Regions from separate parts of the Mus musculus genome. Here all the other regions are linked to region 1. Evidence: chromatin loops called from intact Hi-C (ENCODE). Cell type or tissue: left cerebral cortex. All regions are shown on one strand. Links, peaks and the distances in the headings refer to the core of each region. The heading gives the core; the rest is flanking DNA. Region 1 holds the start of Pcdh10 (protocadherin 10). Region 2 has its middle 1.6 Mb from the start of 2610316D01Rik. Region 3 has its middle 120 kb from the start of 1700027H10Rik.

Region 1 (10,855 bases), core at 1,910-9,909:
AGGGGCGGCTGCCCGTGGTCGCGCACCTCGATCACCAGCTCATAAGGCCGCTGGGGGTCGCGCTTGGCTGGGACCCGGCGCGCGGTGCGGAGCTCTCCGGTGCGCCAGTCCAGTCGAAAGAGGTTCATTTCGTTGCCCCGCACTATGCTGTAGGTGAGCCTGGCGTTCTCGCCGTCGTCCGCGTCCACTGCGGCCACACGAGTGAGCAGGTAGCCGGGTTCGGCAGAGCGCGGCAGCACCTCGCGGGCTGGAGTCCCGTTGCGCCCCGGAAGGGGCGCCACGATGGCGGGGGCGTTGTCGTTCTGATCCACTATCAAGATGTTGACCGTGGCATTGCCGGCCAGCGCCTGGGGACTGCCGGCGTCCCGGGCTTCTACTTGAAAGCTGAAGTCCTTGATCTGCTCATAGTCGAAGGATCTCAGGGCGTACAAGTAGCCGTTGTCTGAGTTGATGGACACGTAGGTGAAGACACTCATTCCTTGGATCTGGCACTCTAGGATAGAGTAGGTTAATTTTGCATTGGCCCCTTCGTCGCGGTCCGTGGCGCTCACCGCGTAAATGTAGGCACCCGGCACATTGTTTTCTGTCACATACACGTCGTAGACCGGCTGGCTGAAGCGCGGCGCATTGTCATTCACATCTGACACTTGAACCTGGATCGACTTACTGGTGGAGAGTGCAGGCTCGCCCCGGTCGCGGGCCACCACGGTCAGGGTGTAGGAGTCCCCAGCCTCTCGGTCCAAGGGGGCTTCGGTCACGATAGTGTAGTAATTCTTGAAGGAAGACTTGAGGCGGAACGGCACGTCTCCCAGAAGCTCACACTGCACCTGCCCGTTCTCCTCTGAGTCCCGATCGGTCACGCTGAACAGAGCCACCACCGTGCCAGGGGCCGCACCCTCGCTCACCGCCTCTTTCACTGTGCTGAAGCTGATCTCTGGTGCGTTGTCGTTGGCATCCAGCACTCTCACCAGAACCTTGCAGTGCGCAGGCACAGCATTGGGACCCAAGTCCTTGGCTTGGACATACACCTGATACACTGGGCTCTCTTCATAGTCCAGCTCGCCGCTCACCTCCAGCCGGCCGGTGCGCGGCGACAGTCCGAAGAGCTCCCGAGCCCTGGGTGAAATGTGACTACTGAACGAGTACACGACCTCGCCATTCTGGCCTTCATCAGGGTCGGTGGCATTAAGCTGGATCACTAGCGTGCCAGGGGGAGAATTCTCTGGTAGGGAAACTGTGTAGACGGGTTGGTCAAAAGCGGGCACATTGTCGTTGGAGTCGAGCACTCGGATGGTGAGCAAGGCCGTGCCAGTACGCTGCTGCTGGGGGGGCAGGCCGGCTCCCCCACCGCCTCCCCCTCCTTCCCCTCCTCCTCCCCCTCCTCCCCCGTCCACCGCGGTCAGCACGTAGCGGTGCACCGCTTGCTGTTCTCGGTCCAGTGGCTTCTCCAGGACCAGTTCGGCGAATCGGTTGCCATCTCCCTGGGTCTGTACGTCTAGCGAGAAGTAGCTATTTGGGGTTATCTCGTAGTCTCGCAAGGAGTTGGTCCCCACGTCTGGGTCGAAGGCGCTCTCCAAGGGAAAGCGGGTGCCTGGCGTGGCGCTCTCTGAGATCTCCACTGTCAGGTCGGGCTCTGGGAAGGAGGGAGGGTTGTCATTGATGTCCAGCACTTCGATCTCCACTCGGAACAGCTCCAGCGGGTTCTCCAGAAAGACCTCCAGGTGCAGGACACAAGAGGGGCTCTGCTTACAGATTTGCTCGCGATCTATCTTCTCGTTTACGTACAGAACCCCGGTCTCCAGATTGAGGTCCAAGTAAGGGGTCCGTGAGTTGGCCACCGTCTGAAACCTGCGAGCTGAAAGTTTTGTAATGTCCAAGCCCAGGTCTTCAGCGATATTCCCCACGAAAGTGCCATGTTCCTGCTCTTCCTGCACAGTATAATGAAGCTGGGAAAAGACTCCGTCCACCATCCAGAGCAAGGCAAAGAATAACAGCACAATCATTTCCAAAAGGAAAAGGAAGCAGCTCCCCTGTAGCCAGCCAGCCACCCCGATCACCGCCCCCCAACCACCACCACAAAAAGAATAATAATAATCTAAAAAATATAAATAAAAGTGTGCTGCGTGGGGGGGGGGCTCCTGTGGCTGTATTAAAATTTTGATTCCTTTTGCTTCATTTTAGAGCGTCTCCAAATCGAGCCTCATTTTTCAATCTTAGCGCAGAAAGGGTGACAGATGTCCCCTATGCTCAGCCGTAATCTTCCCACTGACCAATTAATAAAATAACGATCATACAATAGTCAGCCTCCTTTATTCCGACAGTGTTGGCGCAACGCGGCGCTGGCAAATCCCAAGGAGGAAATTTCGATATTTCAAGACTGTCCTAGGTTTGTCTTCCTGCTGATGGGAGGAGAATGTGGAGGAGGAAGAAGAGGAGAAGGAGGAAGATGAAGAGGAAAAGAAGGTAGAGGAGATGCTGCCGGCACCACTGAACATGCCTCTTGATATCAACGGCTGGCAAACGCGAGCGGGGTTAAAGACAGCGAGAAAAATTTTTGCTGGAAAAACACGGAGCCGTTCTGCAGCATAAAACTTTCATTCTCTTCATTTCTCCGGATGGACGTTCCTCTTGTCATTTTCTTCCCTCTGTCTCTCTTTGCATCTCTTGGCTTTCATAGTCTTGTGTCTATTCTCAACTTCACTGGCTCTGGCTTTGCGTGAACACAACCAGCTATTTCTTTTCTGCTGTTTCCTTTGCAAGCCTCTCTCCCTCTAACCTGCCTCTTCTCCTCTCAGTCCATCCTGCCTCCTGCTTCAGCCCCAATGCTTGTGATCTCGGCTGGCAGTTTCTGAGCTCCGAGCGCTCCGCTTCTCTGTTTTTGCGCAGCGCCCTCATTCTGCCAACCAATCGCCGAGGAGCACCACCCACCGAGCGACTGTTCGTTGGCTAAAGTGGCCGTCAAGTAGTTACGTCACGCGGCAGCCAGGAGGGGCGGGGCAGAACGCTCGCTTTGGCTGCGGGAGTGAGTGTGAGTGTGAGAGCAAGAACAGCCCGCAGGTCCCGAGGCGCTTGCAGGGGACTCTGCCGCGGAAAGTTCCCAGTCCCCAGCCGCAGGTAATGGGCAGGGAATAAGAGAGGTTCCCCTGTTTGCATCAGCAAATACGAAAACATAATAGCAACAGCTGCGGTAGCCTCTCCAAGGAGCGGGGTTTCCAGTGACGCTAACATTCTTTTTTTCCTTTAAGGTGTTTTCCCTCCTGCTGATCGTGGAAAGAAATCACCAAGAAGAGGGGAAAGTTGCCCCGGGGCCGGTAGTCATGTAGGGGTTACCAAAGCAAGGGACTCTGGCAGAGATGCGCGCGGACAATTTAAATGCCGGCATAAAATGGCATGTGTCAATCAAAGCTAGAGGGTCAGAAGGGGAGGTGTGGGGAGGATAGACCAGGCTGCAAAGGGAGTGCGGAGGTGAATTCCCCCTAAAGCGGAGGGATTCAGACCAAGGGACTTGGGGCGACAGCTCCTATAGACGGGCAGATGGTTGAACGTCTACCCATCTAATGTCTACCCACAAAATGCTTGGTTACTAAATTAACTCGTTTGGGGACATTGCTTCGAACTGTGAGTACCCCAGTCAAGGACTGGGGGCTTCTTTGTAGTTTATGCATGGGAGCCCGCCATCGTTAAACCCACTCTAGGGCACCGGATCCAGCACCACCCATCACAGCGAGGCGCTAGCAATATCCCTGCGCCTCGCCTGGCCCCGCGCCAGGCAGCAGTGGCGAGCGCGGGCTTTTCTTTTCTTTTCTTCTTTTGCCTGATTTCTGTTTTAATTATTTATTTTTCTTTTACCCTTGGTGATCCATCCCTGCCTCCATAACTAGAGGGGGTGTGGGAAGAAGGTACATGCCCAGCCCGAAGACAGCTCTCTGGAGAATGACCGTGGGGTGGCCGCGAGGGCGGGCGGGGCGGTGCACACGCACACGGGGGATAGAGTGTGCACCGCTGCGGGAATCCACCGGCACGTTTGCACATTCCTGGTGCTGGCCCTCGTCCTCGCTGGCTGGCCACAAGCTGAGTTCGGTGCGAATCCCTGGGGAGCAGTCCGGGGATTCTGAGCCGCGCGCCTGACTAGCCACGGGTATCCACACGCCCAGTTCCCGGGAAGTTATAAGGCGGCGGGAACGAACTCTCCGCTGCTGGGAGAGCCCGCTGAATGCCTGTCCTTCAAGGATAAATATCGAAGAATACGTTTTAATACTTATCAACGTGCTGCCCGCAAGGAATAGGTTGTTTATTTTCCGGAGGAGCCGTTTAAGCCAAAGACTAGAATGACTCCCTAGAGGCTTCCCGGTAATGAATGACCCAGGAGTAACGCTACAGCAACCGAAGGGAAGGAATGGTACCACCCCTCCCCCTATACTGCCCTCCCCTCCCACCCCCCACCCCGCCCGCAAGGTACGCTACAGTGCCTTCTGGAAAGAAATTAGGAGTGCGCGTCCCCACGCGTGATTGACAGCGAGGCGTGCTCGGACCACTCGGGAGAGTCCGTGTTTAACGGCCTGTTCCCCTACCCCTACCACTTGCCTCTTGCGGAGAGATGGGTTCTACCTTTAAGAGGGTAGGTGGAAAAGGAGCCAGCAAACATGGCTAAGCCTTTTCCAGCTGCATTGAATTGACCATCCGCCAAAACCAAACCGCTACAGTTTAAAATGATTTTAGCGTCACGTCTGCGGCGGAGAATGAAGCGGCAGAGCAGAAAAAGGACCTGTGGATCAATGAAAAGGGGCTCAGAGTGTATCCGAATATTAATACACTGTGGCCATCTGTGCTTCCCGCCCCTCCCCCTCCCTTCAGAGCTACAACATTAAAATGCAATTTTTCTAGCACCCCAAGCTGACTCATCCGAAACCCTGGGCCTTTAAAAAAAAATCCAAACACGATGGTAATGCTTTAATGTGTTTATTTGTACGGACGGAACACTTGTGTGTCTGCATGTTTTCGTGTGAGAGACACGCTGCGGAATGACAGTGCAGATGTGCTGGCGGAGGTTTGTGTCTCGGAAAGGAGCTTGAAGTTCGAGCTGACTTAGGGCGTTTGCAGAACGCCGGCGAGCTTGCCGAGGTGGAGATGAGAACGTGAAGAGATGGCCAGATTTCCCTGAGATTTCCCTGTAAATAATCAGTGCATCCACTGTAACACTTGAGCCGCTTTTTTTTTTTTTTTTTTTTTTTTTTTTTTTTAAATGGTGGCAGCTGTGTTTGAATGGGGACCATTTCCAGAAACGTGGGTTGCAGGCGTCTCCTAGCGGCGAAAGCGGCATAGGGCAAGTGAAATGATTTTGCTGTGGAGCCCGCCTTCTGCCTTTGTAGGGTTTGCCTGCTGGGGGCTCTGCTGCATTCTGCAGGTCACGGAGGCCAGAGTCCAGGCCATCAAAGCAAAGCCAGGCTTCTCCACTGGTCCTGCCTCGCTGACTTTTTTGGTCTCTGAGGTGCCATCCCCTGGACTATAGGGGTGACAATGGAGTCCTCCTAGCCAAATAAAAGCGACCCAGGCCCTCTGCCCTCCCTGAGAAAACTCAAGCCAAGGAGGATTGCATGGGCAGTTTGCTCGCACCCAACATTTGCAGGTGGGCATTATAATAAGGTCTTTGAAAGAAACCAATCCTGTGATCTTGAGCTCAAAAACAGTACTTAAATTTTTCTTTCAAAAATGTCTTTTGAGCTAAACATGTATGTTTTCTGTCTTAGTCGCAATTAGGCAAATACTTTCCCCTCCACCTTTTCATAATCTTTCCTTGTTTACCCTTCTTTGAATCCTAGTGTTTAGTGAAGTCACAGTTATAGACCAGGTAATCTGGGGGGGAGGAAGCGGCTTCTTTGAAGTGCGGCGGGCTTTGTCCCTGGGCTCTGCCTTACAGCTGTGGGAGAAGCAAACAGGAGCCTGCAATCTGCCTCCCCCATCCTCTGAGCCCAAGGAGCACCAGCACTCTGTTCCCTAACAAACTGCATTCCTGGATAGGGGCGAGAAAGGTGTTTAATCATTTGTAAAGAGATAAAAATCAGCTTTCATGAAAATCTCGGGTTATATGTGAATGTGGTAGCTTTTTTTGTTTGTTTGTTTCTAAGTGAGGCAGAACAGAAGTAAGAAGGCACCAAGGATCTCCAAGAGCATGGAAACTAAATAATAGGGTGGCTTTCTTGTCTGCCACCTCTTACTGGAGAGGGCAGGAGAGACAGGTTTGTTAACTAGCTTTTGGATAAACGAATGTTTGCCGTGATTTAATATGACTGCAAAGCAATCTGTTTTAAAATCCTCTTATTATTGCACTGTGCTCAGAACTTTGAGAAAAAGTGAATCTGATGTTTTGCCATTTTTTTTTCTAGGAATTGGAAGGAATACTTCCAATTGCACCAGTAAGGAAGGCTAGAAACATTAGGTAGGACCAGGATTGAATTGGATGGGTTCCTGCCTGGGCCACTTTTACTCCCAACTCATAGTGTCAACAGTGTAGCTACAGGTTTTACAGATAGCCAAGAACTAGGTCCATACACACACTCTAGATAAATACAGCTTAATAGGAAAGCAAGCAAATCTTTGGAACTAAGCTCACAAACACAGTGACAGCTCTTAAAGCATATTTACAGCAAAAGGGAGAGTATGGATTAGAGCATTTGGAAACAATTGGTATTGTATGCTGCTATAGACATTTGAGTGACTAGTAACTGTCTAAGGCTCTGAAGCAAATAGAGAACAAACCAGGGAATCTTATTCTTGGGGCTGGACATCCCAGATTGTGTACTAAGTTCTACTGTCTTGATACTCAAAGTAGAAATGTACGACTGTATCTTGTTTAAGCTAGTAAGTATTGGCATGGCTTCACATTGCAGTGTCTTTTCATTCATCCTACAGGGCCAGTATTTTGTTAAACTCTAAACAGTGAATTAAAAGCACTGGATGGGCCGAAGCAAGCCTCTAATGCAAAATGACAAATTGCACTTAAGCAATACATGAGCAAGAAAATGATTTATGGATTTTTACAATGGTCCGAGCAAATGAAAGTCACATGAATTATACATCCTAATGCTCCAGATATCATTTTCTAATAATACATTTTCAGTTCACATACCATACTCTCTTTACTAGAAGAGAAATTGATCAGGGATATTTTTAAATTAGCCAAAGTCTTTGGATACTGTTGCTAAAGACATAGGGATGTATACTTCCCCTTGATTTGAGGATGGGGAACTAATAAATATCAAACAAACATTTTTGCCATATCCTTACACATTGTTATTAGAAGAAGGAAACAACCTTTTGAACATTTGCGCTGTATCATCATCTTTCAAAAGGGAAGCAACAGCTCTTACTTTGGCAGTTTTCATTGCCTTTTGTCTCTTTTTCTGGAAAAAAAAAATCAAATTCATTACCTCATCTTGCCCCTTTCTCCCATTGTGCTGGATATTGAAAAGTCTGATTTCTTTAAAATGTCTCTTGGCCTCTCCATATTTTCTTTATCCTATTTTTTTATGATAAAAATTCTTTAGTGCATTGGAAACATATGTGAGCTAATGAAATTGTCCTGCAACTCTTTGTGAGCAAAACATACCCCATGAGCTGCCTCCAATGATTTTAAGAATCATATAAACTTTTATATGGTAATAGTATTTTGATTTTGCAAACTTAAAATATTTTGTTCCATCTGAGATGTGATTAGCAATGACTCAAAGCATTTTCATTTAACTCTGTGACTTTCAAGTGGGTCTTTCTTGGTGTCACATGCCATTGTAAGTGAAGGCAGTGCCTTTGCTGGGCTGTATACTTAACCAAAGCAAACTGCTGAGCAGACAGAGACCTCTAGAGGTACAGTAAGATTCATCTGAATCGCCAGCATGCTTTAAATAAAGGAGAGAAAAGAAAAAGAAACAATAAAAACAACAAAAAAGAAAACACTGAATCCCACCTTCTGCCTTCCACAACATTAACAACCACTCTTACTAAAAGATTACTGAAATCAATGATGTGATTAGGATTGTAAATAAGAAGTACAAGGCATCAGATTTTAAAAGCCAGCTGCGCCACTAACAGGGAGATGTGTGCATTTTACTGATGGGACCCAGAGGCAGAAAATGAAGCTTCAAACACTGGGGTCGATACAGAACAATTTCAAAAATTAATTGCAAGTCTTGATTAAGTTTATATGAGCAAGAAAGAAATTCAGAAAGAGCTCCGCCTCTCTCTTCCCCAGTGGCCTGAGTTCTCATTTGACACAGATAGAAATCCAGCTTGGTCCCAGCTCTTGCTAAGGAAGCATAAATTGTTTTCTTAGGGGAAGTCCCTTGATCTTACAGATAGAGAATAAGATGACTCAAATTGTGATTGAGGTTATAAACCATACAGCTCTGTTCTGAATCATTTGAAAATAATCTTAGACAAGGGCTGTATGGAAATAATATCCAAAGTGGCTTCAGAATTGCATTAATAATTATAATTACAGCAATAAATCACAACAGAGAGTGAATCTAATACTTCAATAAAAAGATCCCTCAGTCTCACTGACTTGTTAGTGAAATTCATTATTTAAAGAAACTTTTTCCCTGCACTATCCTATTTAAATGGGTTAGCAATGGACTATATTCTACAGTGCTTGATTTCACTGGATTGTTGTGGATATTAAGATGAATGCAACTAATTACTTTTTTTGAAAAGTACAGATATTTATTTTCACTTCCCAGATTTCAGAGCTGTAACCACCCCTCCACTTTAGACAAGGCCAAAGAGGATGACTAAAGAACTCATGAAACCACCTTTCAAATCCAGGTCTTTTGATATTTCTGCCCAGGCTCATTTTACTATCACATGATATCTGAAATTTATTTTGAATTTTGAGGTATGGTCTCACTATGTTGTCCAGAGTAGCCTGAAACTCACTACGTGGACCAGGTTATATTGTAATGCCATCTGCCTCTGCCTTCCAGGGGCATGTATCAAAGTCATATGTCCACATGCCTAGCCAACCCCATGGTATTCCCGAAGCCCATCTGGATGAGTGGAATTCATGGTGAATTTTTCTTACTTTTTTTTTTTAAGCGTTTTGAATTTACTTATGCATGCATTCATGTGTTGAACTGATTTCAGTTCTAGTCCTACCCTAGTGAAAAACAGCTTACACGTCACTGAATTTAGTTATGAGGAATCCAAAGAGGCGTTTAATAAAATGTATCACTGAATCAAATGTGAATATATTTTCTTATAAAAGTAAGGGATTATAAGTAGCTCTAGTTTCTTCTTGTGAGATATGGCTGACATGATGATCATATATTTTAAGGAAAAAATAGAAATTGATGAGGCAAAATATTCCCAAAAGAAGCCATCTCTGGTTCATTTGTTATTGAAAATTATCAGGTTGACCAATGGCCTTGGAGATGGATTTTTCTTTTGCTCCCTCAGTTCATCATACATTAAAAGAAAAGGAAAACAAGAGATAGACCAGCTTTATAGGATACAAATCCTGGTATTAACTTAAATATATATTTTTAGACTAGTCTTTAATTTGAAAATGCAAATATATTTTGTAAAAAGACATTCTTGTTTTATTTTGCAGTAATTTTTATGCTTTAAAAACATTTATAAAGAAAAATTTCAATTTGTTTATTGTAAAATTTCAAAATTTATTTGATCCAGGAAAATAAAATATCAATCATAAATTTGAAAAGAAAAGTGTAATCAAAGAAAGAGTGTTTTCATGATGCAGTCATGGTATGTGACATTTCCAGTAATTTTCTTGGTATGAAATAACAAGGAAAAAGGAATCATGTTTTCTGTAGAAATATACTCAGAAAGTTAGAATATGAACAGTGTAAATTTTGTACTGAGTTATACATTTCAGTTCTGATGCCCTTTGATCTGTTGTGGGAGATGATATGGCACATTACAAAGATGAGAGCCTTAGGAACGGAAACTGTCCCTTGATTCTTCAAACATTTGAACTTCACCAAACTACTTAACTTCTTTGAAGTCTCTTAATATTTTCCCTCCCAAATTCCTATGAAAATGTGATGATATGTAGATTGTGAGTCTTTATCTGAAATGACACACGTAAAATAATTGTAAAGGCACACAGAAGAGTCCCAACGTATGCTATTAGTAAATAAAGTTGTATTGAATCTTGTATCTCATACACTGATATTTCCTGAGAAAAATGGACATAAGTTTCTCCAAGGATTTGTTTCTATTCACTAAAGAGGCACCCAAACTGGCTTCCATTGTGTACATTTCACAGGAAATTATCATAGGACTATGGAGGCTGCATACAAATAATAAAAGAATAAGTCGATGCTAATTAAAATATTACCTTTAAACCATGGAAATCAGTCAGAAGCCCTTTCAAAATCATATTGCTTTATTTTACATTTATATTGCTTTCCTATGAAAAACTTTAAGGTCTTCTTTAATTCACATTTGTACAATGAACCTGATTGTATACGCATTAAAACATTCATTTTGATAGGGAGATAGTTAATTGTTGAACTAAATTATTTTTTTATGCTTACATTTGTTGACATTTTAATATTACAGTATCATACTGTTTTAAAATATTCATTTGTAGTCTAATTCATTTGCTGAGTAGTATTTAAAATTCTCAATATTAAAAACAGCTTGGTCTGAAAAGATAATCTGGTAAAATAAAATTAGTTCAAAAAATTACTACTTGCTAGGCATGGTGGCCCATGCCTTTAAATCCCAGCACTCGGGAGGCAGAGGCAGGCGGATTTCTAAGTTCTAGGCCAGCCTGGTCTACACAGAGAAACCCTGTCTCGAAAAAAAATGCCTACTTATCCACTTTAAAAAGCAGGTG
Region 2 (10,855 bases), core at 1,473-9,472, 1.6 Mb after region 1:
TAAGTGCTTCTCAGCTACTCTAGATTCTTCTGCTGTGAATCTCTGTTTAACTCTGTACCACATTTTTAAATTGGATTATTTGTTTTTTGGAGGTTAGTTTCTTGAACTCTTTGTATATTTTGAACATTAGCCTTCTGTCAGATGTAGAGATAGTGAAGTTTTTTTTTTCCCAATCTGTCCTATAGATGGTGTATTTTGCCTTAAAGATTTTCAGCTTCATGTGGTCCCATTTATTGATTGTTGATCTTAGAGCCTGAGCCATTGCTGTTTTGTTCAGGAAATTTCCCCCTGTGCAAAAAATTTTGAGGCTCTTTCCCACTTTCTCTTCTATTAGATTTAGTGTATCTGTTTTTATGTTGAGGTTCTTGGATTTGAACTTTATGCAAAGTGACAAATATAGGCCTATTTCCATTATCTTTCATATATACATGCCAATTAGACCAGTACCATTTATTGAAGATGCTTTCTCTTTTCCACTGTATGTTTTGGCTTCTTTGTCAAAGATCACTCTCCAAAGGTGTGTGGGTTTACTTGTGGATCTTCAATTCTACTCCATTGATCAACCTGTTTCTGTTTGTTTGTTTGTTTGTTTCTCTGTTTGTGTTTATCACTAATAGTGCTTTGTAGTACAGCTTGAGTAAGGGATGGTGATTCTGCCAGAAGTTCTTTTATTGTTGAGAATCGTTTTGGCTATATGTTTTTCTCTTTTGTTGTTTATCTATATGAGGTTGAGAAACATGCTCTTTCCATCACTTTGAAGAATTGTGCTGGAAATTTGACGGGAATTGCATTGAATATGTAGACTGCTTTGTTAAGATGATCATTTTCACTATGTAAAAAGTACCAAACCATGAGCATAGGGTATCTTTTCATCTTCTGAGATCTTCAATTTCTTTTTTCAGAGATTTTTAGTTCTTGTCATATACATCTTTCACTTGCTTGATAAGATACCAAGATATTTTATATTTGTTGGTATTTTGAAGAGTGTTGTTTTTCTAATTTCTTTCTCAGCTTGTTTATCATTTGTGTACAGGAAGGCTACTGATTTGTGTCAGTTAATATTATATCCTGCCACTTCGCTGAAGATGCTTATCAGCTGTAGTAGTTCTCTGTTGGAATTTTGGGAGATTCTAATGTATACTATCATATCATCTGCAAAAAAATTATATTTAACCTCAGAAGAAATATATTTCCCTAGATTTTGGAAATTCTTTTGCTTTTATTCAAACATTTTCTCCCTTGTTATGGTTTATATTTCTTATATGCCACAATTTTCAGGTTTGGGCATTTCCATATTCCCCAGATAACTTCTGTTCTACTGTTTTGGTATTATTATTGTTTGCATGCTTGTAGTAGTTGTTGTTTTAATCATTAAACTTCACTAAATTATCAGTTAACCTCTGTAACCTTTCTCATCCCTCATACTCTGACTCCTTCTCTTGATGATACTTTACAGTGAAGTTTTAATTTTGTTTGTAACGTTTTTCATTTCTAGCATCTTAACCATTTGGGTTACTATCAGAAATTCATCTTTGTATTCAATACTTAACATCTTAGATTGGTTTATTAGTCGTTAAATTCTTTGTTTTATTCTCTTAGGAAGCATCAGTGTCTCTTTTAAGATTTTGAACATAATTTTAATCTTTTTTTCTATATTCATCAAGAAATTCTTTGACATTGTTCTTACTGAGTGCTACTACTATGGTATTAGTAGATTGATGGAAGTTCTGTTATCCTTGTTGTTCATGTTGGTTTATTTTGATGCTATTGGACTTCCACATAAGGAGTTGAGTTTTTGGTTGAGTTTTCCAGTCACACATTTATATTTATGTTAAATATAACTTAAAATTAAATTCTACATTATATATTCTGTTGTTATAGTTCCAATGATCACAAGGAGGCTAAGTCATTGTTGGGTTTAGATGGGATTTTCCTTTGTAAGAATGATCTTCAGGGCCAGAGAACTGTGTACCTAATTTTGTTTTGTGTGTCTAATACTTCCCTTAGCCAGTTTATACCTCTCTACTGGATCTGAAAACTGCCCTGGAATTGTGGAATGTCCTGTGCCTGATGTCTTACCTGGATCTGTTGTTGATCATCTCTTTGTTGGAACTTCTAGTTCTGTCTGCTTTAAGTGTTGGAACTTCCATAGGCTTTAGCTTGGGTCAGGTCTGGTTCCCTCCCTGATCTGCAGTTTCCAATGCCCTCAAAATACATTTTCTAAATTAAATAACATATGTTATAATTTTAAAAATATTACCAAAGTGATTTACGTTGATTTAATTTAATCCCTATCCATGTGATTTCTTGAAATAATTAGCATAGAATTGCTTTTAAAATATATTTTAATTGAAATAGAATCACATAATTTTCTCTCTTGAGCTCTTCAAGGTAGCTTCCCTCCACCCTCTCCCATGCTACCCAAATGTCTTATTGAGGGCCTGCTTAGCCCATTTATATTGTTTGTTTGTAATTTGTTTAAGAGCTGACTGCTTTGCAATGAACAAACAGTAAAGGATTCCATTGCTGGTATAGGCTAATTCTCATTCTCCCAACAGCCATTAGTCCTATAGTTCTTTGCCTATGGCAATTAATTTAAAATCTAGAGAAAATTATACCCATCTCCTTCAGCATGTCATTTGGCATTGCCATTATTTATGTATTGTTCATGCTTCCATTTCTAGGAATGACTTGTTCCATGGTATATTTGCTAGTATCGTGAACTTACAATAGTTCTATCCCCTCTTCTGTGTTATTCTTTGAACCAAAGATTCTAGAGCTATGTTGTCTGCATTGGTGCTGGGATACTTAAGATCTCTTGATCTCAGCATTATGTTTAGTTGTGGTTATCTGTGATGGTCTCCATTTGTTATAGAAAGCCATCTTTGCTGAGGGGTGTTAGTTACACTTATCTGTGAACACAAGATTAAGAATTAGGATGTAGTTAAAAATTACGTTGGAGAGTAAAATCACCTGGATCCTTGGGAGCTCTCATAGACTGAAACACCAAGCAAAGAATGTAAATGGGCTTGGCCTTATTCCCTCACATATATGCAGCAGATGTGCAGCTAGGTCTTCATGTGGGTCCCCCAGCAACTGGAGCAGGGTTTATCCCAAAAGCTGTTACCTCCCTTTGGAATAGGTTTTCCTAACTTAGCTTACTTGTCTGGCATCAATGGGAAAGGATTACCTAGATCTGAAGAGACTTGATGTGCCAGGGTAGAGGGATGCCTGGGGGAGCAGGGCTTCACCCTCTCAGAGAAGATGGGGATGGGAAAGAGGATGAAGGAGAGACTGTGTGAAAAGGAGACCTGAAGGTGGGGCTGCATTTAGGATGTAAGGTGAATAAAAATTTGTTGTCTTAAAAGAAGAGAGAGAATTATTTTGGTTCAACATAATGGCAATAGTGGATTATTTTTATGTTCTATGACTTCATTAGTTTTCTTAGGCTGGCTAAGTCTCCAGTACTAGGCAAGATTTCCCTCCTGTTGTGTGAGTCTTAAGTCCACCTTTATATCTCTCTGTCACTTATTCTACTTTTCCTGATAACTCACTATATTAGTCATTTTTATGGTTCAGACGTATGGCAACTAGGAAGGATTTCTTAATTACTGGCCTCTTTTCAGAACTTATATATGGTTTTTAGGTTACTATAAAAGCTAGAATACAAGAAGAGGACTTAACCTTAGATTCTTCTTGAATCATATGAATTCTGTGTCCTAAGGGTATGGTATCTTTTCTAGTAGCAGCCAACTGTAAACCCCTAAAAGGCAATCAAGGGCTACATTGAAAGTCTGTAATTTGGGGAGAGGGTAACGTGGACTTCCATATAAATGAAGGTTTTTTTTTTTTTTTGTTTGTTCTTGATACTAGGGATTTTGTTAAAATGTGGTTCTTATGGGAAACTAAGTAGCTAAATTGTAGTAACTTCCTTTTCTTTACACTTGTATGTACTTGTGTGTAATGTTAGGTAAATATAAAATAACATGAAGCTTAATAAACAACCACAACATTATATATTTCTCACCATTCCTCTCATTCTGGCTTAGACACCCATTTTTTCTTCAATTAGAGAATTTTTCCTAATTTCCTTATGTAAAAGTTTTAGAAAAATATGAAATAATTATACCCGGCTTACTAATTTCCTAAAAAAAGAGAGAATTGTTGATTTATTTTTTTTTTTTAATTTACACCATGTGTCCATACCTGCATGTAATTTTTATAATTAAAAATTAACCTGATAAAAGTCAAGGTTAAAATTACAGCGTTTTTGAATTTTCAATCTGTTGTACTTTTAGGAATGCATGAAAATATTGAAGTCCTTTAAACTCTTCTTACATGAATTCCTCATTAAGTAATAACTCTTCCATTTGAAGCACCCGTGGACACAAATACTTACTATATGTCAAAACTTACATATGCTCAACTGCTAACTGATTAGAGACACATTTAAGATAGTTATCTCTGCCAATTCCATTGCATGAATTAGGAATAAAAGTACAGAAATACTGTGATATTAACTAAAAGATACAATGGAAAAGAAAGACAAACTTACAAGTAAGACTCTATAAAGTGAACAGGGTATATTTAAGAATGAGTATGCATATACACCTACATATGCACATGAAATAACAATTAATGACAAAATATTAATTGAAAGACCTCAATGGGAGCCTGGCAATTTGGGAAATTTTGGACAGAGTAAAGGGAATGAAAAAATGATACTATAGTTTTGAAGTTATAAAAAATGGTTCAAAGCCATCCTATTTTAGCATTTTCAAAAGTTAGCAGTGTATATATAAATGTTTTCCTAAAAACTAATAAGTTAGGGATGGGAGAAATATTCAGTGTTAAGAGCACTCGATGCTCATGAAGAGGTTATGGATTCTGCTCTCCAACTCAGGCTGTAATTGAGTCAGTGCCCTCTTCTGGCATCCACAGGCACCACACACATGCCTCAGTAAACAAAAGAGAACAATAAAATTTTCAAATCACATAGACCTGAAAGGCTGATCATTTCTGAACACAGTTATTAAAGAGAATTTTCAAATATAAAAATTGTTTAATTATGAACCTATCGTACAAGGGGGTGATACTGTCCACAGGAAGTTTTTTCATCTTCCATTCAGTGAATCAGAAGAGATTTTCACATATAATATGGGATTTTTCTCAATTTGAAAATTAATGAAGATGTCAACAAATTTAGAAAACTCAGTAAATTAGGGTTGTATTTGATCAAGATTCCTTTACTAATATGAATAAATTATGGCACCTATTAATTAGTCAAATGTATTTTAACAAATCATGACACCAAAACTTTGTATGTTTTTAGCATGACAGGTGTTTTCTTACATCTCTCAGGGACTGGGACTGGGACATTTTTCTACTGAAAAGCGGCTGTCAGTGTGCTTCCTTCTTTATTCTCCTGTGTCTGTTAAAACATTAGATATTTACAGAAGTACTATTTATTTCTGTAGGAGTATTGAAGGGTTATCACCCTCAAGGTCAGAGGCACAAAAATCTTTTGGGTGAAAGTCTGACAAATGCTGCTGCTTTGCACATTTTCATCCTCCACGGCTGAACAAATGAAAGAAACTGGCCTGGCAGATTATCTCATTACTGAAGCAGATCTGCAGATATGTTTAAAGAAGACATGTCCACTTCTCATTTTCCAAGAAAATAAGGGACTGAATGATGGACAATAATTATATTTTCTTAGAAAAATAATTAAATAGTTATCAGCCTTCGTAGTTGAGAAATTACTGACAGTTTCAAAAACATTTTTAACATTGTATGGTCAAACTAAAGTTTTAAGGTCTCAGACTGAAATGAGATTCGTACCTTTATGCGCACCCCAACACATACACACACACACACACACACACACACACACACACACACACACCCTTCATTTGTTTGACAGTCCCTATCTCATAACCCAACATTTAAATGGAAAACAGAACCAAGAATTATTGGTTTCTCTTGAAATAAGCAGGATCAGAGCTGCAAGGTATTACTGAGGATGCAATGAGCAAGCTTTGCAAAGATTATCATTTCCTGCATGCTAATGTCTGCGATCACAGGCTAGCCTGTGGCTTTGTAGAGTTTCCTGAAGAGCTATGCTGCCATCTATTGACTATGCAGATGGCATCCAATGGTGATGTTCATGAGAGAGCAACATTTCATTGTAAAATAAATCCTGGAAAATTAGGTGTTTCTGAGAAAGATCTACATTATATGGTAAGTATATGACATTCAAAACAAATTATACAGTTTACTACTTTTAATAACAAGGGTTTATTACTTCAAGCTTTCTGAATTCTATAGTTATTTAAAAGTATTGCATGCTAGCCATTTGCAAAATTTATGAGTAAACTCTCTGTGCTCAGACACTAGAATGTTGGTATATTCTGTTGATTTACTCCATTGAAGGGGATGAGTATGCAATATTAATAATGGAAAGTATAAATTTAAATTATAACAAGACCCCACATAGGCAACTTAGAAAACCATCATTTCAAGAGATGTGAACAGACAATTATGAATAAACTGGATATCTGCAGATTTTTACTTTTTTTCTTTCTGCATGTTACATTGGGCTGACAAGACATATAGTTGTTTTAGATTCTATCCTGGTGGCTGTATATCAAAATGATTCTAATAAGGCTGAGCAGAAAATGATTACTCTTCTCCATGTTCTGTTTGATACATTTTGTTTTGATGTTGTTTTAAGACTAGCTCTCATTAAGTCCAGGCTGGTCTTGACCTTGGCATGTAGCTGATCCTTTAGACTTATCCTTCCAAATGCTAAACATATAGGCTTACTTCCAAGCTTGGCTTATAACATGTGGGAAATTGAAACCAGAGCTTCAGGGATATTATTAAATCATTTTATCTATCTGTATTATTTTTCCATACAAATAAAATATATGAATATGGAAATCAAAGTAAGGTGAAGATGAACAGGAAAACTAGTATAAATGTACAAAATACAGCTCTGTGTTTGAGATGTAGCCCACTCTTCCTAGACTATACTATTCCTGAACTCAGCAACTCTGACTCATTAGTGTTCACTTCTTGTCATCTCTATTATAACATACAATGTGACCAGAAACAGCTCTGGGCAGGCATACCTGAACAAGAAAAGCACATCTGAAGCAACATGTAACTTTTCAATAGTTTTGGATAGGCCTTATTCTGTTCTAATTTTATTGGTTGAGGATTGTATATGTACATTAAATATAACTCCCCTACAGTTACTCCTCTATCCCTATGAATTCCTTCTCAATTTAGTGGGATTTCCTTTTCTTCCCTTCCTTCTTCCCTTTTAAGTCAGAGTCAGTATGTGCCAGGTGTAAGACCATCAGCGGCAGGATGGTTAGACTCTAAGGGGTCTCATCTTTGAAGAAAACCCAATTTCCTGCAGACATCATTGTCAATAGCTCAAAATTTCAGAGTGAAGCTTCCTATGTCTTCCTTTCCATGCTGAGATTTTGTCTGGCTTGAGTTCCTGCAGATTTTCTGCATGAAGTCATGAGCCCTGTCATTTCATGTGTGCAGGGGTTCTTCTGGGTCCAGATTTTTAAAAAAAAATGCTGCTTTGATGGAGACCTCTACTACCTATTTTTTAAATAATCTGTCTTCTGTGATGGTCTCTGAGCATGGAAATCATGTGATATAGGTATCTAATTTATAGCTAAGAACTCTATACTTTCATTTTCTCTGCACTTTGGTCATCTGTGAATCTCTGTGTTAATCTCCATCTCTGACAAGAAGCTTCCCAGAGGACAGTTGAAAACAGCTATAGTTAGAAAGCTGCTAAAGTCCAAGTATTCTGGGATTAAGGTGCATCTTCATTCTGTCCTTCATTCCCAGCAATTGGAAGTGACATTGCCTCAACATGATACGTGTAAAATGAGCACACCTCCCAATTTACTGGAAATTGGACCAAAAAGAAATGTAAAGTGGAGGTTTCTGGTCCATTTGATGGTATGGGCCTGCCAGGGCTTAAACATATTAACTTAAGTGATGTAGCTTGTGTTTGTATTTGTCATTGATAAGAGAACTCAGTCTGTTTACTTTGAATGATAAACAAAAATCAAAGAATCAGAGATGAATTATTCATATGAACTTAAATAAAATAATATCAAGAGACATTCAAGATTTCATAATGTAGAATAGTGATGTTGAGTTTGTACAACAAGACAGGATAATTCCAACTATATCATTAACTTGTGTTATATCTGAAGGGTGACTGGAGCAGCTTCTTCTATTCTGAGAATTGTGTCTATTAATGCACAAATAAAATACTTTCATTTTGCATTTTAAATTTATTTTCCCTTTTATATTGAATGTAGATTATTTTCTCATACATTATACCCTGACTATAGTTTCCCCTCCCTCCACGTCTACCATATGCTCCCTTAGTCCCCTTTCCTCTTAATCAACTACCTATTTGACCTATTCGAAAAGAAGAGCTTTCAAATATATAACCACCGTTACAAAATAAAACATAATAAGATAAACTGAAACTATCACATCAAAGCTGTACATAGCAGCCCTACAGGAGGAACAGATTCTAAAGAGCAGATGCAAGATTCAGAGACCCACAAGTTTTCACACTCAGAAATCCCATTAAAATGCTACACTGAGAGATATAATATGCTCAGCAGACCTGGTACAGACTCAAGCAAGTTCGATGCTGGCTTCTTCAGTCTCTATGAGTGCATATGTTCTGTGCTTAGTTGACTGAGAAGGACTTTGTTCTCCTGGTGTCCCTTATCTCTATTTGGCTCTTATACTTTTACTGCCTCTTCCTTTGCACAGTTTCCTGAACAATAGTGGAAGGGATTTGATGGAAATCAATCTCTCTCTCTCTCTCTCAATCTCTCTCTCTCTCCTCTCTCTCTCTGTTCTCTCTGTCTCTCTCTCTGTCTCTCTCTCTGTCTCTCTCTCTCCTCTCTCTCTATCTCTCTGTCTCTCTCTCTGTCTCTCTCTCTCCTCTCTCTCTCTGCCTCTCTCTCCTCTCTCTCTGTCTCTCTCTGTCTCTCTCTCTCTGCCTCTCTCTCTCTCTGTCTCTCTCTCTCCTCTCTCTCTCTGTCTCTCTCTCCTCTCTCTCTGTCTCTCTCTCTCTGTCTCTCTCTCTCTGCCTCTCTCTCTCTGCCTCTCTCTCTCTGTCTCTCTCTCTGTCTCAACCTCTCTCTCTCTCTCTCTCTCTCTCTCTCTCTCTCTCTCTCTCTCTCTCTCAATCTGTTTAGTGTCTGTCTGTGTCTCCACGTTTGTTCCCATTTATTACCAGAGAAAACTTATCTGGTGATGTCTGAGTAAGGCATTGATTTACAAGTACACAAAATCTCATTAGGAATCATTTTATTAATACTTTTGTTTTAAACTAGTAGTGTTTGGCATCTCCTTAGTTCTCTGGGCTATCTAGTCCCTAGTTTTCAGTTCCTTTTCAGGGAGTGTCCCTTAAGTTAAATCAGACATTGGTTGGCTAGAGCCACAAGATTTCTGCCATGATTGTCTTAGCATATGTTACAAGCAGGCCGGATTATAGGTCAAGGTTTTGTGGCTGTGTTGGTATTTGTTTCTCTTCTAGCAGCCTACAGAAGAGGTATCAGATCAAGTTTATATGTTCTCTCTCTATCTAGATAATTTAGCTTTGTTATCACTTTCTTAGTGACTAATGTTCCCTTATAAGTGAATACTTATCCATATTTATCTTTCTGAGTCTGTGTTACCTCAATCAAAATGATCACCTCTCTCTCTCTCTCTCTCTCTCTCTCTCTCTCTCTCTCTCTCTCTCTCTCTTCAAATAATCTTTCCTAATTCAATTTATTTGCCTGAAAATTTCAGGGATGTTATTGTTTTTTAACAGCGGACTAATACGTCATTATATAAATGTACTACATTTTCTTTATCCATTCTTTGGTTAAAAGACATGTAGGTTGCTTCAAGTATCTGGCCACAATGAACTGAGAAGCAATAAATATGGTTGAACAAGTGTCCTTTTGGAAGTACGGAACATCTTGGTCATATGCCTAAGAGTGGTATAGGTGTGTCTTGGGATAGATAGATGCCTAACTTTCTGAGGAACTGCCATATTGATTTTCATTCTAGCTCTACAATTTGCACTCCCTTGCTGTACATTTTCAACAGCATGAGCTGTCACTTGTGTTATTGATCTTCCATTGCTACAGTTGTAAGATGGAATCACAATGTAGTTTTGAGTTGCATTTTGCCAATGGCTAAGAATGTTGAAACTTTTTTGTAAGTATTTCTAGGCAGTTTGAATTTCCTCTATTGAAAAGTCTTTCCTTAGTTTTGTACCCCATATTAAAACTGGATCATTTTATTTCTTGATGTCTAGTTCTTGAGTTCTTTACATATTTTTGATATTAGCCTTATATCAGATGTGGAGTTGATGAAACTCTTTCCCATATGTAGACTGACATTTTGTTCTGTTGACAGTGATCTTTGGCTTACAGAAGCTTTTCAGTTTCATTAGGTTCTATTTATTAATTGTTGATCTTAGTACCTTTGGTATCAATGTTCTTTTAGATAGTTGTCTACTAGGCCTTTGTCTTCAAAGATATCATCCCACTTTCTTTTTGATCAGGTCCAATGTAACTGGCTTTAAGATCAGGTCATAGATTTATTTGAAATTAAAGTATATTGTTGTTGTTGTTTTTGTAAGTATGGAATATTTGCATTCTTCTGCATGGAGAATTTCAGTTTCACCATCATTTATTGAAAATGTTATCTTTTTTAATAAAAAAAAATCAGGTGTACATATGTGTGTGGTTTTACTGCTGGATCTTCATTTGGATTCCCTTGAATAATATATATGTTTTTG
Region 3 (10,855 bases), core at 1,275-9,274, 180 kb before region 1:
ACTTGAATGCTCTGGAAGGGTAATACATGCTGTTAATCACTGAGACAGCTCTCTAGCCATTTGTTCTCATTGCTAGAAAAGTATTGGGCATCTTAAAAACTGCATGAAATATCTAAACATATAATTTCACACACAAAAATTCTAGAATATTCTACAAACTTAATTCTGCAATTTTATACATTCATGCTTTTTTAAAATTATGCTTCATTGAAAATCTTAGTCTCAAACACGTATCATTTGTAAAGTAGAACATAAGTACGAGATTAATAGGGAAGCAGTACTGTTCTTGCTTAGCTGATAGAGTATAGAAATAAAGAGGGCGGATTCTTTCATGTGACAACAAAGTTGCATTTGAAAATATTCATTCTCAAAAGAAAACTGTCAGTGTCAGTACCATTCGTATGGCATCACTCCAGCTTTCAAATGCTACAGTCCCTGGTGAAGCCCACATTCTGGTGTTTTGTTGCAGATCTGCATGTTATTTTACAGTCTCAGAGGACAAATGTCTTTTTATAAATACATGCCTCCTATTTTTATAGTAAAGAGTCATGTAATAATATTCACAAAAAAAATTTTACAAGCTTTAGAAGAAAGTTGACCATTCTTATCCTTGGTTTTGGCTCATCTAAGGAGACACTGAATACAAAATGATTTCTTATGAAAAATTTAAATGTGCATGCTGTGAGCTAGAAGGATATATCCAGATATATAGAAGAAAAATGTCTTGTTTGTGTTGGTGTTAAATATATTTTGAATATATTTGATATTTATTCATCATTTATACTACTGAAGTATATCGTAACATAACTATGCATGTACACACAACAAAAATGTAAATTAAGCAATAACTGAATGCTTAGAACAAATCATATGATATGTGTACATGTAATAGTCATCAAAGTGCCTGGTATATCAACCAATTGGGCAGAGTTAGATATATAATTAAGTAATACCATGATGATTAATATAAGGTCATCAAAGAAGGTGATGAAAGGACAGAAAACTAATTTTAAATAAAAGAATGATGATGGTCTTTTGTCAAGTATATGGAGAAATCAGACTGCCAGGAATTTTGTTGGAGAATATAAGATAAGGTAGTCAAAGCAAAAAGCAATAAGTATATTCAACTCCTCAAAAATTGACAAATACATTTACCATAGTAATTCCCCTTTTGAGTATGAGTATGTATGCAAAATCCTTACATAGTAATATACACGCTATAATTGAAAATAGCCTGGAATCAAAAGTAGAGATAACCCAAGTGTCTCTAGGTAGAAGAAAAGATAAAGAAATATATCCTATGCATTCAATAAAATATTACTTAGCCTTGCAAAGGAAAGATGTCATGACACATACAGCATGAATATTGATGAAATAATTTAGAGGCAAAAAACAGCTAAGTTTCAAACTTTCTCTGTTAATTAATTAATTAACTAACTAATTAATTAATTTATGAGTGTGGGGCACAAGTGTTAATGACTTTGGAAACAGGAAGAGATCTTTAGACCCCCTGGAGCTGAAGTTACAGATTGCCATGCGATCTGGTCCAGTCAGCTTGACAAGCCCAGAGGCTTAGAAGCTACTCACTGAGGCAGAAGAGTTTCACAGAAACTCGCTCCTGGAGTCTGGCGTTCTCTCTAACCCATACATTAATATTCCGTTCCCGCGTTAGTCTAGTGTATGGATCCACGTGCTCTCCTTTAGTATTACCCTATCATAAGTGCCTTTTAAGATTGAATTCTGACATAGCTAAAGCCAGTGTTCCAACAGTCCTAGAACGTCCTTGAGCAAGACCTCGGGCTTGGAATTCAGTACTGCCCCTAGTATTACACTATCACCTTGAGTAAAAGTTAGGTCACTGCCCTTCACAGGAATCTACCATCACCAAGGAAGAAAGAAGTTTCTTACCGTAGGAGAAACCAAAATAGATACTTAGAACTATAGCTGAGTTACACGCATATACAGGAATTTACAATGGTTTAGGAAGTAGATCGGGCTGTGGTTTTAGACTATTGCATTATTCATGAAATGGTTAGATAGAAAGGAACTCCCTAGTTAGAACCATGACTTGGGTGTGAAAGACCTTGCCCTAGGAGTGAAAAGATCTCACACCTGGCTTCTAAGACTATAGCTGACCTTAGATAGGGCTGACTTTGTCTCAGTTATTTTATTGCCCAGTTCCTTCCAGTCTTTGCGTTTTCATTCCTCTGTTCTGTGTAAGAGTCATTTAGCATCCTGTAACCTCATTTGTACCTTGCAGGTATGTCACCCAACTTCCTTATTGTCTTCTGTATAAAAAAATCTGATGCTCGATTTGACATTACATTCAGATCCAACACAACCTCTCCTGTGTGCATCTGTCTGTCAATCCTACGCTTTGCCCACCCACGACTAGAGACCCGTTCCACACAGACAAAGGGACCCAGAGGGTCTGCAGCAACAGATATTTGCAAGACTCCTGAAAAAGATACTGGGAATTGAACGTGGGACCCTTGGAAGAGCTGCAACTGCTCTTAACAACAAAGCCATTACTGTAGCCCTCAAATAGTATTTTATGGGCCATTATGTTGAATCATGTCATAAAGCACTTGGCAAGTAAACATGATAATTTGAGTTTAATCTCAGGATCCCACACTCAGAGAGAACTGACTCCTGAAAATATTCCTATGGCCTCACGTGTACCTATGCTGTGCTACTCTTGTGTCTGTTTCATATGTACACATGCCACACACTTGTCACAGATGTGTGCACACACCACAAATAAAAATAAATGAAAATAATTTCAGAAGACTATTAATTTTATTCAACACACATAGAGTAGTCAAACTCATAGAAAAAAAATTAGCTGCAGATTGATATTATAGAGAAATGGTTATCAACCTGTAGTTCACAACCCCATGGGGTCAAAAGACATTTTCACCTAGGTACCCTATGACCATTGGAAAATAGTTTATTTACATTATGGTTCACAACAATAAGAAAATTGCAATTAGGAGGTAGTAACAAAAATAATTTTTTTTGGTTGGAAGTTCCACAATATGAGGAAGTATCTTGAGGGATCACAGCTTTAGGAAGGTTGAGAAACACTGATACAGACTTTGCAAGATGATAAAGTCTAGAATTGGAAGTATATGACAAAACCATTTAAAGAGGATAAAGATTGCTAATCTGTGTGCTAGGGGTTGTTAAGAGTTTAAATACTGGGTGTCTTTTCAAACAGAATGCTATATTTTAAAAAATTAAGTAACAAGAAACACATGATAGTAGCATCTATGACAAAGAAGACAACATTTGAGCATATCCACAAGAGGGGGAAGAAAAACCTGAGGTCAAGGAGTCTCAGTCCAGGGAGGTCTCACCGTCTTTTGAAGTGAATGATCAAGGGCTTTGATGTCACACAAAAAGTAAAATAAAAATCCAATGGCGAGTACTTGGACAGTCAACCTTGGGGGTTGATGCTATTTGTTTGCTAGCTGGACCCTGAACAATATCCACACCCACTTTGCACTGCACAGTGAATTCTTTTCATAATGCATATCCTGATGCTGAGTGTCAAGGACACTACTTCAGGAAATATAAGTTCAATGAAAAGCGGGCTATTCCTTTGCTGTCTTTGTGGGGCTTATATCCATATTATGTATAAGTGGGATACAAATGTCCCCACCACTACCAAAATTGAACAAGGTAAAGTAGAAGAGACATGAGAGGGACACAAATGTGTGAAACTACTGAAAGGGTTAGAGGTGCTTAGGTGGAGAGACATTGTACAACAACAATGGAGGAGGAAGAATCAACAAATAATAAACCCAAACAAAAATAAGTCAGTCATACATTAAATACCATGCCTTTGATCTCCAGCACTCTCTGAAGATAGGCTACTCAGCCATCTTATGTCATTTATACTAGCTCAAAGTTTTGGTTTACACATGTATACTCATTAGGTGTTCAGTAAAAATATGATTAAAAATCATTCAACACTCATGCTGGATTATTGCAAACTTGATTTGCAAGAATGGAAGACATTTCTTAAAAAGATATTCCCATGGGATGGGTGGAATCTTGTTGTTGTAGCATCATGACAGACTACAAGGTAAATCAGTCTACACCACAACATTTAATTGTGCAGCCTTTTGATTCATAAACAAACAACTATTTCAGGCTAATGTCTAATTTCTCCTTGCTATTTTCCCCGTGTTAGCTGTAAAATCATGCTTGACTTCATATAGCCATTAGTTAAATGAGCAAGAAACAAACAAAACACATCTGCATGTTGTTAGTATTTTCAGTTATATTCAGCTCTGATCCTGTAGAAAAACATATTGAAATAAAATACTACACAGTTCACCTACACACACAAGAATACACACACACACACACACAGAGATTGAGAGAGAGAGAGACAGAGACAGAGACAGAGACAGAGACAGAGAGAAGGAACTGTAATTTAGTTTCCAACAGTCTTATTCTATGCTTACTGGATTAATTAATGATTAAAATCAGAATATATTTGATTTAAATGGCAATGGCATTCCAAATAAATCATAAAGCAAAGTATATCTACATTGATAGTCAGTGCCCATGGATGTTCACAGTCATCCATTAGATGGTCCATAGGGTCTCCAATGAAGGAGCTAGAGAAAGTACCCAAGGAACTGAAGGGGTTTACAGCCCCATAGGAGGAACAACAATATGAACTAACCAGTACCCCCAGAGCTCCCTGGGACTAAACCACCAATCAAAGAAAACACATGGTGGGACTCATGGCTCTAGTTGCATAAGTAGCAGAGGATGCGTTAGTCAGTCATCAGTGGAAGGAGAAGCCCTTGGTCCTGGGAAGGTTCTATGCCCAGTATAGGGGAATGCCAGGGCCAGGAAGCAGGAGTGGGTGGGTTAGGGAACAGGGGTAGGGAGAAGGGGATACAGGATTTTTGGAGGGGAAACTAGGAAAGGGGATAACATCTGGAATGTAAATAAAGAAAATATCTAATAGTAATAAACTTTTCACTAGATAAATGTTCTTCTTAGTTTTCTTGAGAATCTTTTAACTATCTGAGGCACTCACTTCTCTGGTACTCAATAGAGTCCCATAGTCCTATCTCTGAAAAAAAAAAAAAAAAGACAAACTACTTTAGAATTCACAATTTCTATGCTGATTCTAAACATCTTTCTGTCCAAATTATATAAGTAATGTCTCTTTTATATTATTGAAATTAGGTTATGGGTAAAATTCATCATCCATGGTACATATTTCTGCAAAAGGTTTGTGTGGTATTTTTCAAATCAAATCTCTGAAAGATGTAATTAATACCTTTTCCTTTTCAGAAGAACTTAAGAAACTTTTTTAAGTATGTTGCAGATTTAGTGGTAGACATGAAACACTGAGAGCAAAGACAGATGACAGTTTTCAAAAAGGTAGGATTTGGGGGGATTGTTTTGGGCTTTTTTTTTTTTATTATTTTTGTACACCAGCTTCCAGGCTGTAATACACAAGCTGTACTGTATTGGACTTAAATAAAACGGCATATAGAACTCAGGGTTAGACTACATAATTCTTCCAGACAGCTTCATTCAAAAGATGTGGGTAACTTATCATCTGAAGGCTGCAGAATAGGGAGAGAGAAATCACTGCAGGCCTGCACCTATTCTGAGATCAGGCATCTCTGGATTAGTTGGCCCCAGAACTTTGCCACTCTTCCCTCTAGTGGCTACCACTGCAATTGCATGTTTGGTGTAGCTACAACAGCCAGGATAACAGCATATATACATGAAAGCATTCTGTTAGGGAGGAATGTTATCTGAGTGTTATTCTACAAGTAGAAGACTTTTATAGGTGTTTTATTTTCAGTATAAAATTCTTGTAGAACCTTAGGAATAAGGTTGTTTCTAAGTTATTTTAACTTTCCTTTACATTTCATGAAATGTGTAAAAGGCTTAAGAACAGGACTGTGTTTGCTACTTGTAGCATTATCTTACTGAAAACTGCTTGCCTTTATCTTGACTGCAGAGTCTCTCCTTTGTAAAACTACAAAATCTTAAGTGAATATTGATTAAAAATATTGTATGTTGAAAAAATGAAGTATATGGGAGGACTTGTAGGAGAGAAAGAGAAGGGAGAATGATGTAATTTTATTTTAATCTAAAAAATTACTATTTGGATTGCATGTTTAATTCGTACACAATCTAGAAAGGTTGATATGATCTTTTCTGACTCATTAGAAATTCAAGTGTGATAAATTCTGTTTTGTTGACTATATTATGTGTAATATATAGAAAATAAAGCTCACAGGCAATTGATTTTGACAAGATCAGAAAATCTGTCACTGTAAAATTAAAGCCGGGTGCCATAATCAAACCTAAGTATATTGGCATGAATCTTACTCAAAAGTGAATAGATTGCATCTGTTCTACATTATACAGACTCTAGTCTATCAGTAGAAAGACTTTAATCAAATCATTCACGTTTAAATTAGAGCCCCACAACTCTGCCTGCTTTCCTGGAGGCCAGCTGTCACCAAAGGAAGGAAGGAAGCACCCCTCCACCACAGCCCCTGCACTTGCCCACCAAATCCCCTGAAAGCACACCCAGCAGCAGTAAACTGCACCTTGTGCCTCATATCCTGCTGCACAACTATGCCTGCCTTCCTTGAGGTCTGCCAGCATCAGAGACAGGGAAGCTCCTCCCTATAACCAGCACCTGCCTGCAACTTCCCTGCTAGCACTCTCAACAGTGGCAAATGGCATCCCATAGTCTATGTCCCTTTTCTCACCCCACAATACCACCTGCTTCAGCAGAGACCAGTCAGCACTAGAAACACCAGGTAACTCCCCAACCCCCAAATCTCTGCCTGCCAATTCTATTGAAAGCAAACCCAGCAGTGGAAAGCTGCACCCCATACCTGGAGCTCCATATCCTGCTCCTCAATTCTGACAGTTTTCAGAGGTGTGCTCATACCAGGAACAAAAGGTAAGCCTACACCCGCACAGCCACTGTCAGCCAACTCCTCTCAAAGCTCACCCAAAAGTGTTAAACTGTACCCCATACTCTCTGATCCATCTTACATTCCACAATTCTGCCTGTTTTCCTGGCAAAGAAAAGGCAGAAGGAACACACGGGAACATCTCAGAGTAAAAGGGCTGGAAAAAGATTTCCAAGCAAGTGGACTCAAGAAGCAAGCTGAAGTAGCCATTCTAATATCTAAAAAAAAAAAAAAAATAGACTGTCAATCAAAATTAATCAAAAAAGTTGGGAAGGATACTTCATACTCATCAAAGGAAAAAAATCTATCAAGATCATATCTCAGTTTTGAATATCTATGCCCCAATTTCAAGGACACCCACATCCCTAAAAAGAAACAGGACTAAACCTTAATCACACGTCAAACCTCACATATGAATAGTAGGCAACCTCAACACTCCACTCTTACCAAAGAACAGGTTATCCAGACAGAAATGAAATGGAGAAATAATGAAATTAATAGATGCTATGAATCACATGGACTTAACAGATATCTACAGAACATTTCACCAAAACACAAGGACTATACCTTCTTCTCAACACCTCTTGGTACCTTCTCCAAAACTGACTATATACTTGGACACAAAACAAGTCTCAACAGAACACCATTGATTAAAGCTGGACTTCTACAACAGCAGAAGCAAGAGAAAGCCTACAAAGCTCATGGAAGTTGAAAAACTCTACTAAATGACCCCTGGGTCAGGAAAGAAACAAAGAAAGAAACAAAGACTTTCTAGAATTCAATGAAAATGAAAACACTGTTAAACTAATGGGATACGATGAAAGTAGTGCTATGAACTCATAGCACTAAGTGTGTTCATAGGGAAATTAGTGGGATCTCATAGTAGTGATATAAAGTACATCTGAAAGTTGTAGGGCAAAAAGAAGCAAACACATGGAATAGACACCAAGAAATAATCAAACTCAGGGCTGAAATTAGTAAATTAGAAACAAAGAATAATACAAATAATCAGCAAAACCAAGAGCTGATTCTATGAGAAAATCAGCACAATAGACAGTTAACCAAACCAACTAAAAGGCAGCAAGACAGAATCCAGATTAAGAAAATCAGAAATGAAAAGAGAGACCAAAAACCCAGACAGCCAGGAAACCTAAAGAACATTAGGTCTTACTTCAAACACCTGTACTGTACAAAATTGGAAAATCTAAATGAAATTTATGGTTTTCTTGATAGATACGACTTACCAAAATTAAATAAAGATCAGGTAAACTGTTTAAACTGGTCTATAACTAGTAAGGAAAAAGCAGCAGCCATTAAACATTTCCCAACCAGAAAATGCCCAGGGAAAGATGGTTTTATCACAGAATTTTACCAGCCTTCCAAAAAGCTAATACCAATACTGTTCAAATCATTCTACAAAACAGAAATAGAAAAAACACTGTCAGGTTGATTTCAGGAGTCCAAAGTCACCCTGATATCTAAACAACAAAAAGACTCAACAAAGAAAAAGCTTCAAACAAATCTCCTTTATAAACATTGTTACAAAAATATTCAACAAAATATACATGAACCTAATGCAAGAATATATCAAAAGCACCATCCATATGATTGGGAAGGCTTCAACCAAGATAAGCAGGGATGTTTCAATATGTGCCAATACATCAATATACCTTACACCATAAACAATCTGAAGGGAGGGAAAAAAAAGAACATGACCATCTCATTGGGTACTGAAAAACCCTTTGACAAAATCCAACACCCCTTCATGATAAAAGTTTTGGAGAGATCATGGACACAAGGTTCACACTTGAACACAATAAAGTCAATATACAGCAAGCCAACAGCTATTAACAAGTTAAATAGAGAGAAATTTAAAGCAATCCCAGTAAAATCAAAGAATAGACAAGGCTGTCCACTCTCTCCATATTTACTCAACAAAGTAGTTGAAGTTCTAACTAAAGCAGTGAGACAGCTAAAGGAGACCAAGGGGACACAAATTGGACTGGAGGAAGTTAAAGTAATAGTATTTCCAGATGACATGATAGTATATATAATTGATTCCAAAAATTGTACCAGGGAGCTCCTATACCTGATAAACAGCTTGATCAAAGTGGCTGGACACAAAATAATTAAAAAAAAATACTAAAAGTCCTCCTATATACAAATTAGAAATGGGCTGAGAAAGAAATTAGGAATATATCCCTCACAATAGCCACAAAGAATATAAAATATCTTTGTGTAACTCTAACCAAACAAGTGAAAGGACTGTATGGCAAGAACTTCAAGTCTTTGAAGAAAGAAACTAAAGAAGATAGCAGAAGATGGAAAGATCTCATATGTTCATGGATTTGTAGGCTAACTTTAAAAATAGCCATCTTACCAAAAGCAATCTACAGATTCAATGCAATTCCCATCAGAATTCCAAAACAATTCTTTACAGACCTTCAAAGAAAAGTAGTCAACTTCATGTGGAAAAGCAAAAATCCCAGAATAGATAAAAATAAAATCTTGTACAAATAAAATAACTTCTTGAGGCATCCCTGATCCCATGCTGTACTACAGAGCAATAAAAACCTCATAACATTGGCAGAAAAACACAAAGGTTGATCAATCAAATCTAACCTAAGATGAAGAAATAAACCTATAAAAAACTATGAACACTTGATTTTTGACAAAGAAGCAAAAAATTATACAATGAAAAGATAGCATCTTCAACAAGTGTTACTGGACTTACTGGTTGTCTACATGTAGAAAATGCAAATAAACTGCACAAAACTAAAGTACAAATACTTCAAAGACCTCAACATAGAAGTGGATACACTACACCTAATAGAATAGAAGGAGGGAAATAGCTTTCAACTCATTTGTACAGAAGACAACTTACTGAACAAAGCACCAATGGCTAAGATGCGAAGTTCAACAACTGATAAATCAGACCTCATGAAACTGAAAAGCTTCTGTCAGGCAAAGGATGCTGTCAATAGGACAAAATGGCAGTCTACAGACTGGGAAATGATCTTCACCAAGTCTGTATCTGATAGAGAGTTAATATACAGAATATAAAAGGAACTTAAGAAATTAGACACTAATAACCCAAATAACCAATTAAAAAATGGAGTACAGAGCTAAACAGAGAACTCTCAGCACAGCAATATTGAATGGCCTAGAAACACTTACAGAAATGTTCAATGTCTTTAGTCATCAGAGAAATGCAAATCAAAATGACCCTAGTAAGTGGAAATTTTACACAAGTAAGAATGTCTAAGATTAAAATCTCAAGTGTCAAAATATGCTAGCAAGGATGTAGAGCAAGGGGATCTCTCTTGCATTGCTGGTGGGAGTGCAATCTTGTGGAACCACTTTGGCAATCAATCTGGCAGTTTCTCAGAAAACTGGGTATAGTTCTACTTCCAGAACCATCTATACTACTTCTGGCCATATACCCAGAAGATGCCCCACTTTATCACTGTAACACTTGCTCCACTTTCTTCATAGCAGCTTTATTCACAATAGCCAGACCGGAAACAAGCTAGATGTCCTTCAACTAAAAAACAGATAAAGAAAAGGTGGTATATCTACAAAATGGAACACTATTCAGCTATTAAAAACAAAGGCATCATGAATTTTGAAGACAAATGGGTTGAACTTGATACAATCACCCTGAGTGAGGTTATCCAGACCCCAAAGGACATGGATCATATGTACTCACTTATAAGTGTTTATTAGCCATAAAGAACAGGATACCCATACTATACTCCTAGACCCAAAGAAGCGAAACAATTGGAAAGTTCCAATAGCTGACACTTGAATCTCACTTAGAAGGGGAAATAAAATTATCATAGGAGGCTGATAGAGGGAGGGAACTAGGTAGTAGAGGG

Evidence for each region. Peaks named below come from ENCODE experiments on the same cell type or tissue, not always from the same donor. Only the 100,000 strongest peaks of a DNase experiment are listed, where the experiment ranks them.
Region 2: a loop joins it to region 1, with 7 times the contacts of the local background. A loop is called at or near these places in 4 of 42 quality-filtered maps.
Region 3: it touches region 1 in a loop (4-fold over the local background); 2 of 42 quality-filtered maps call a loop at or near these places.

Annotation. Positions count from the first base shown.
Region 1 is chr3:45,370,401-45,381,255 of GRCm38, reverse strand. It overlaps Pcdh10 (protocadherin 10), which reads right to left and starts at 2,858. Exons shown (of 5, transcript NM_001098172.1): 1 at 1-2,858. The coding sequence starts at 2,003. 2610316D01Rik (RIKEN cDNA 2610316D01 gene) reads left to right here and starts at 2,996. Exons shown (of 9, transcript NR_045172.1): 1 at 2,996-3,114. In left cerebral cortex, for the core only: CTCF peaks have their summits at 5,106 and 5,315; DNase peaks (open chromatin) are centred at 4,088, 4,671, 5,066, 5,272 and 3 more places; H3K4me3 peaks cover 3,401 bases; H3K27ac peaks cover 3,046 bases.
Region 2 is chr3:43,778,440-43,789,294 of GRCm38, reverse strand. No RefSeq gene overlaps it. Among named protein-coding and RNA genes, the nearest start is that of 2610316D01Rik, 1.6 Mb to the left of the region's middle. In left cerebral cortex, for the core only: CTCF peaks have their summits at 4,955 (motif pointing left) and 6,131 (motif pointing left); a DNase peak (open chromatin) is centred at 6,096.
Region 3 is chr3:45,550,772-45,561,626 of GRCm38, reverse strand. No RefSeq gene overlaps it. Among named protein-coding and RNA genes, the nearest start is that of 1700027H10Rik, 120 kb to the right of the region's middle. In left cerebral cortex, for the core only: a CTCF peak has its summit at 5,702 (motif pointing left); a DNase peak (open chromatin) is centred at 5,692.